2 separate regions of the Homo sapiens genome follow, and region 2 is linked to region 1. Evidence: chromatin loops called from intact Hi-C (ENCODE). Cell type or tissue: gastrocnemius medialis. All regions are shown on one strand.

Region 1 (2,500 bases):
GGAGGCCAAGGTGGGAGGATTGCTTAAGGCCAGGAGTTCGAGACTAGCCTGGGCAACATAGTGAAACTGTGTCTCTACAAAAATAAAAAATTAGGTGGGCATAGTGACACACACCTGTAGTCCCAGCTACTCAGGAGGCTGAGGTAGGAGAATCACTTGAGCCCAGAGATCAAGGCTGCAATGAGCTCTGATTGCACAATTTTACTCCAGCCTGGGCAGCAGAACAAGACCCTTTCTCAAAAAATAAAACTTTACAAAAAAGAGGATGTGACTTTTTATGATATGGGAGAGAAGGAGCTACTGTTACCAAATAAAATTAGCAAGTAGAAAGGAAAAAAGAAAATTACAGTAGATTATACAAGTTTAGCTATCAGAGTATGAAGTTTCTGAATCCAGGATTGTTATGCTGTCCCATGGTATAAGAGACCCAGGTTCTGTTTGTCTCATAGCTCTTCCAGCCTCAGCACAGGGCCATCCGCCTCATGGTCTAGGGTAGCTGCTTGAGCTCCGGCAATCACATGTGCATTTCAGCCAGCAGGTTGGAAGGAGAGCCAAGGGGCACACTCCCTTTAAGAACCCTTCCCTATGGTTGCACACAGTCCTTCTTATATCCCATTGACTAAAACTTGTTCACATGTTTATATCTATCTGCAAAGGAGTCTGGGAAATGTATCCTGAGTGGCCACGTGACATGCTTAGCCAAAACCCGGTGGTTCTCTTATCAAGGAAGAAAGAGTGAACAGCTATTGGGGGATAGTTTGCCACAGCTGCCTTAAGAGCAAATTTATGACAACTCAAAAGCCATAAAACAGATGACACTCACTTAGCTCTGGAATGCATATCAAGTGCCTGCTGTGTACAAGGCGCTGTGCCAGGCAGGGTCACAGCTGCTTGTCTTCATTTCCCAGGGCCGAGGAGAACGTCAGGTCTGTGGTGGGACATGGCCGAGGGCCGAGCTCCCCACACTGTAAGATGAGGGAGTCGGCTCCGTGAATTAATTGGGTAAGGAGCCAGATTTGCTCGCTAGCAGCCCAGATCCTGAATCTGAGCGTGCTTTTTTTTTTGTTTTTTGCTTATTTGAGATGAGGTCTTGCTCTGTTGCCCAGGCAGTGGCACAATCTCAATTCACTGCAGCCTCTGCCTCCCCAGATTCAAGTGATCCTCCCACTTCAGCCTCCTGAGTAGCTGGGACTACAGGCACACACCACCACGCCCGGCTAATTTTTGTATTTTTTCGTAGAGACAGGATTTCGCCATGTTCCCCAGGCTGGCCTCGAACTCCTGAGCTCAAGCGATCTGCCCACCTTGGCCTCCCAAAGTGCTGGGATTACGGGCATGAGCCATCACGCCTGGCCCTGGATCTGAGCTTTTAACCACCGAACTACACTGTCTGGAGGTCTGCAGCTTGGGGCTGTGGTTCTGGCCCTCCTCCTGGCACTGTCCTGGCCCCCAGTGGCCGCTGACTAGGCTGGGCCTGCTGGCAGCTCCTGGCACCACGCCGTGTTGGTCAGCAGGGATTCTGGCCAAGGGCTGACCAGGGCAGAGTAGGCGCTGGGGCTGGGAGCAGCTGACAGTGAGGAGAGGCCAGTCCAGGGCTCAGGGAAGATTCTGGTGACAAGCAGGATCAGGTGGCTCTGGCATTGGATCCAGGCCTGTGACTGTGTCTTGCCCAGAGGATAAGAAACAAACTCAGTAGTTCACGTTGGTTTTCAAACGGTGAGTATAGAAATCAATGTGTGGGTGGTGTGTTAAGGAAAAAGATTAAACAGAAAGAAAAAACAGAGGACTTAAGTAGAATAGAAAATAGCAAGAGTGGGCCAAACACAGTGGCTCACATCAGTAATCCTAGTGCTTTGGGAGGCCAAGGTGGGAGGATCACTTGAGGCTGGAAGTTCAAGACCAGCCTGGCCAACATAGTGAGACTCTGTCTGTACAAAAATAAAAAACTTTAGCCGGGCATGGTGGCATGGACTGCTCTGGAGGCTGAGGCGGGAGGATCACCTGAACCCAGCTGTTGGAGGCTACAGTGAGCTGTGATCACACCACTGCACTCCAGCCAGGGCAACCTGTCTCTAAAAATAACATTTAAAAAAAAAAAATAGCAAGAGCGCATTATACAAAGTAAGGCTAAGCACAATTTCTTGAAATTTTACTGTCCATTTTATAAGCATGTAGTGGGTTAGGATATAAATATATTTCCTGCTTCGGTAGCCAGAGTACCAAAGCCTTGGCTCTAGAAGACTGTGCACCTGATGGACAGCACTGTCAAAAAAATTGGAATTATTGGTTTGATGTAAAAAAATTTTTAAACTAATTTACTTACTATTTTGTGTCTAAAGCAATCCAGCTTTGTAAAAAAGTTAAAGCAGTATAGAAACATACAAAGTTTTAAAAAGCTGGCCAGGCTCAGTGGCTCATATCTGTAATTCTAGCACTTTGGGAGGCCAAGACGGGCAGATCACTTGAGGTCAGGAGTTCAAGGCCACTGTGGCCAACATGG
Region 2 (2,500 bases), 710 kb before region 1:
CCAGTCTTGCTGACACCTCCCCAGACCCCTGGCACCCACCAGACTCCCCAGGCGTGGCTGTGTGCTCCCCTATGCCTGAAGACAAACGGTGGCCTCAGTGTAGAGGTGGGCACTGTGGCCCCTGGCTCCTGGCTTGCTCCTGCCTCAGTTTCCCCAGCTGTAAATTGGGGATTATCACTGGCTTCAAAGGCTGGAGTGGAAAGTGGTGGCCAAGAGGTGCCAAGAGGTGGTGCAAGCGTGTGCCCTACCTTGGACACCCCTCTCCAGGGGGTGGCTCTCACCCTGGCCTGGGCCCTCGGGGGTCTGCACAGCCCACCCTTCTGTGTGAAGGCGGCTGGTACACATTCCTGGGCAAGATTCTGCACATTCTGCTGGATTATGAAAGAGGTCTGTGACCCAAGGAAAAAGGGTCAGAAGTGCCCGTTAGGCTCTCCTGTGTGGCTCAGGTCATGTGCTTCTGTGAACTCGCCCTAGGGCCTTGCCCCGAATCCCGTGATGCAGCGTGACCTGCCCAGGCGCTGGCGGCACTTTCATGTCTGGCTGGGAAAGTCGGATTTCAGCACTAATCACTGGCTGCCGCCTGCAATGAGCCCACGGCTTGAGCTCTGGGGCCCACCCAGCTCCTTAAACACGCAGAACCTTTGCTAGCTGAGCCAGGGTCCCAGCTGTGGGGGGTTGGGGATGGAGGGGTGCAGGGATCCCAAAACCCAACCCGGGGCCAGGTTTTACACAGGCCTGGACTGAGAAGTGGGGCTACAGGCTACAGGTGCTTGATACCCCGGGGGGGCCCTGGAACAGGCCTGGACTGAGAAGCGGGGCTACAGGTTACAGGTGCTGGATACCCCAGGGGGGTGCTGGACACACCAGGGGGGCGGATAGAGGCAGCCAGGCAGCCTGAAGACCCTGGGGCAAAACACACACAGGCCCCCTCTGCTCTCTGGTCACTGCTAACTGGCCAACTGGCCTTTGAGTCCACTGACCACAGCTAAGCCCACAGCCATCAAAACCCACCCCTTACACCCTTCACCCTTTAGGGAGGGGCTCAGAGACAGTTGTGGCGATTCCTACTTCCACCCACAGCCCCCCGACCCTGGGCCTGTGCCGAGTGTGGGTGGGTGACATCATCTTGCACCCAGAGCTCCAGACTAAAGGAAACCCTGGCTCCTGTCTCTGGCTCTTCCCTCCCTCTCTTTGTTCCCTTGCTCCTTTCTTTTTGCCAAAGGAGAAGACAGTGAGGCTGAGGGCTGCTCAACATGCACAGTGAGCAGGAGATACAAGCACGTGGAGGGACGGTCACAGCCCGTGCAACTGGCACCTTCACACACGGAGGCCTGTGATTCCCAGACACCTGGCGCTGGGGCAAATCCCATTCCACAGCCAGAAACAGGCTCGGCAGGGCCAGGTGGATTTCTCAAAGCCTTGGTTGCTTTTGGCCTGACGCTAGCTGGACAATGTCTCAGCTCACAGGTTCCTAAACGCACACCCGCCCACACCAATCTGCTGAGGAGTGACAGCCATGGGGAGGAGACCCACCTCACTCCAGGGACCCTGGCACCGTCTCCCATGAGGCCAGGTGTCCTCAGCCACCCGCAGCCAGAGTCCCGCGAGACCGATGGACGGCCTGCCCCTGCGTGACGGCACGCCTGGGACTGTCCCAGCAGGCTCCCATGCTTCACCCAACTGGGACAGGGAAACAGGAGGGGGCTACTTCTGCTTTCAAGGCATGGAGGAGCTGTCTGCAGGCCACTTCCCGAACACCTATGCGCTTGGGGAACTGACTGAGACTGAGCCGGGGTATCTTCTCCACGATGTGGTGAGCCCATCAGGCCCTTCTTCTGAGAGCACCTCCCTGGAGGTGGAAGCCCCTGAGGCCCACAGCATCTTCTGAACCTGTGAGTTCCCACTTACTGAGAGCTCGCCTGGGCCAGTGCCAGTCCACGGCTGTGGCCGGGACTTTGAGTAGATGCTACCCTACTTGCTATGCAGAGCCAGCTGGGGCCCAGGGAGGTCAGATAAACTGCCCAAACCAAATCCAGGCCCAGCCAGAATCTCAACTCCAGCCTTTGCGCCTTCTGATAAAACCCAGCATTGCTTGAATTTCCAGTACACGCTGCCAAGTCTTCATCAAGCAATAAATAACCCACACAACCCTACTGTCATGCCAAGTTCCATATGGCCATCCAGAAAGAGACACATGGAGCTGGTTCCTCTCATCTTTATGACCCGTGAAAAGCGCACCAACACGAAGACACGCGTGAAAGGACCTCATCTCCTAACCAGACTGACAAGCAAGGGATTTTTTCCACTCACCGTCAGTGGGATGGTTCTAAGCACCGAGGCCAACCCATTTCACACGATTATTTCACAAAAAGAAACTTTCTGTGGGACGTGCCTGGGCGACTGAAAAGACAGCCAGCAAAACTGAGAACCTTGTTCGCAAATCCGTACCCTCTCCCAAGGCAGCCTCAGAGGCCCGAGGGCTGAGGATCCAGACCCGAAA

What was found. Peaks named below come from ENCODE experiments on the same cell type or tissue, not always from the same donor. Only the 100,000 strongest peaks of a DNase experiment are listed, where the experiment ranks them.
Region 2: a loop joins it to region 1, with 3 times the contacts of the local background. A loop is called at or near these places in 2 of 110 quality-filtered maps.

Annotation. Positions count from the first base shown.
Region 1 is chr16:22,219,390-22,221,889 of GRCh38, forward strand. All of the region lies in intron 1 of EEF2K (eukaryotic elongation factor 2 kinase), which reads left to right. Among named protein-coding and RNA genes, the nearest start is that of EEF2K, 14 kb to the left of the region's middle. In gastrocnemius medialis, a CTCF peak has its summit at 1,402 (motif pointing left); DNase peaks (open chromatin) are centred at 862 and 1,582; H3K4me3 peaks cover 852 bases; H3K27ac peaks cover 2,500 bases.
Region 2 is chr16:21,512,270-21,514,769 of GRCh38, forward strand. No RefSeq gene overlaps it. Among named protein-coding and RNA genes, the nearest start is that of MIR3680-1, 7.4 kb to the left of the region's middle. RefSeq lists enhancers at 1-4, 5-840, 1,755-1,844. In gastrocnemius medialis, no CTCF peak of the experiment used is centred here; DNase peaks (open chromatin) are centred at 502, 1,312 and 1,952; H3K4me3 peaks cover 984 bases; H3K27ac peaks cover 2,500 bases.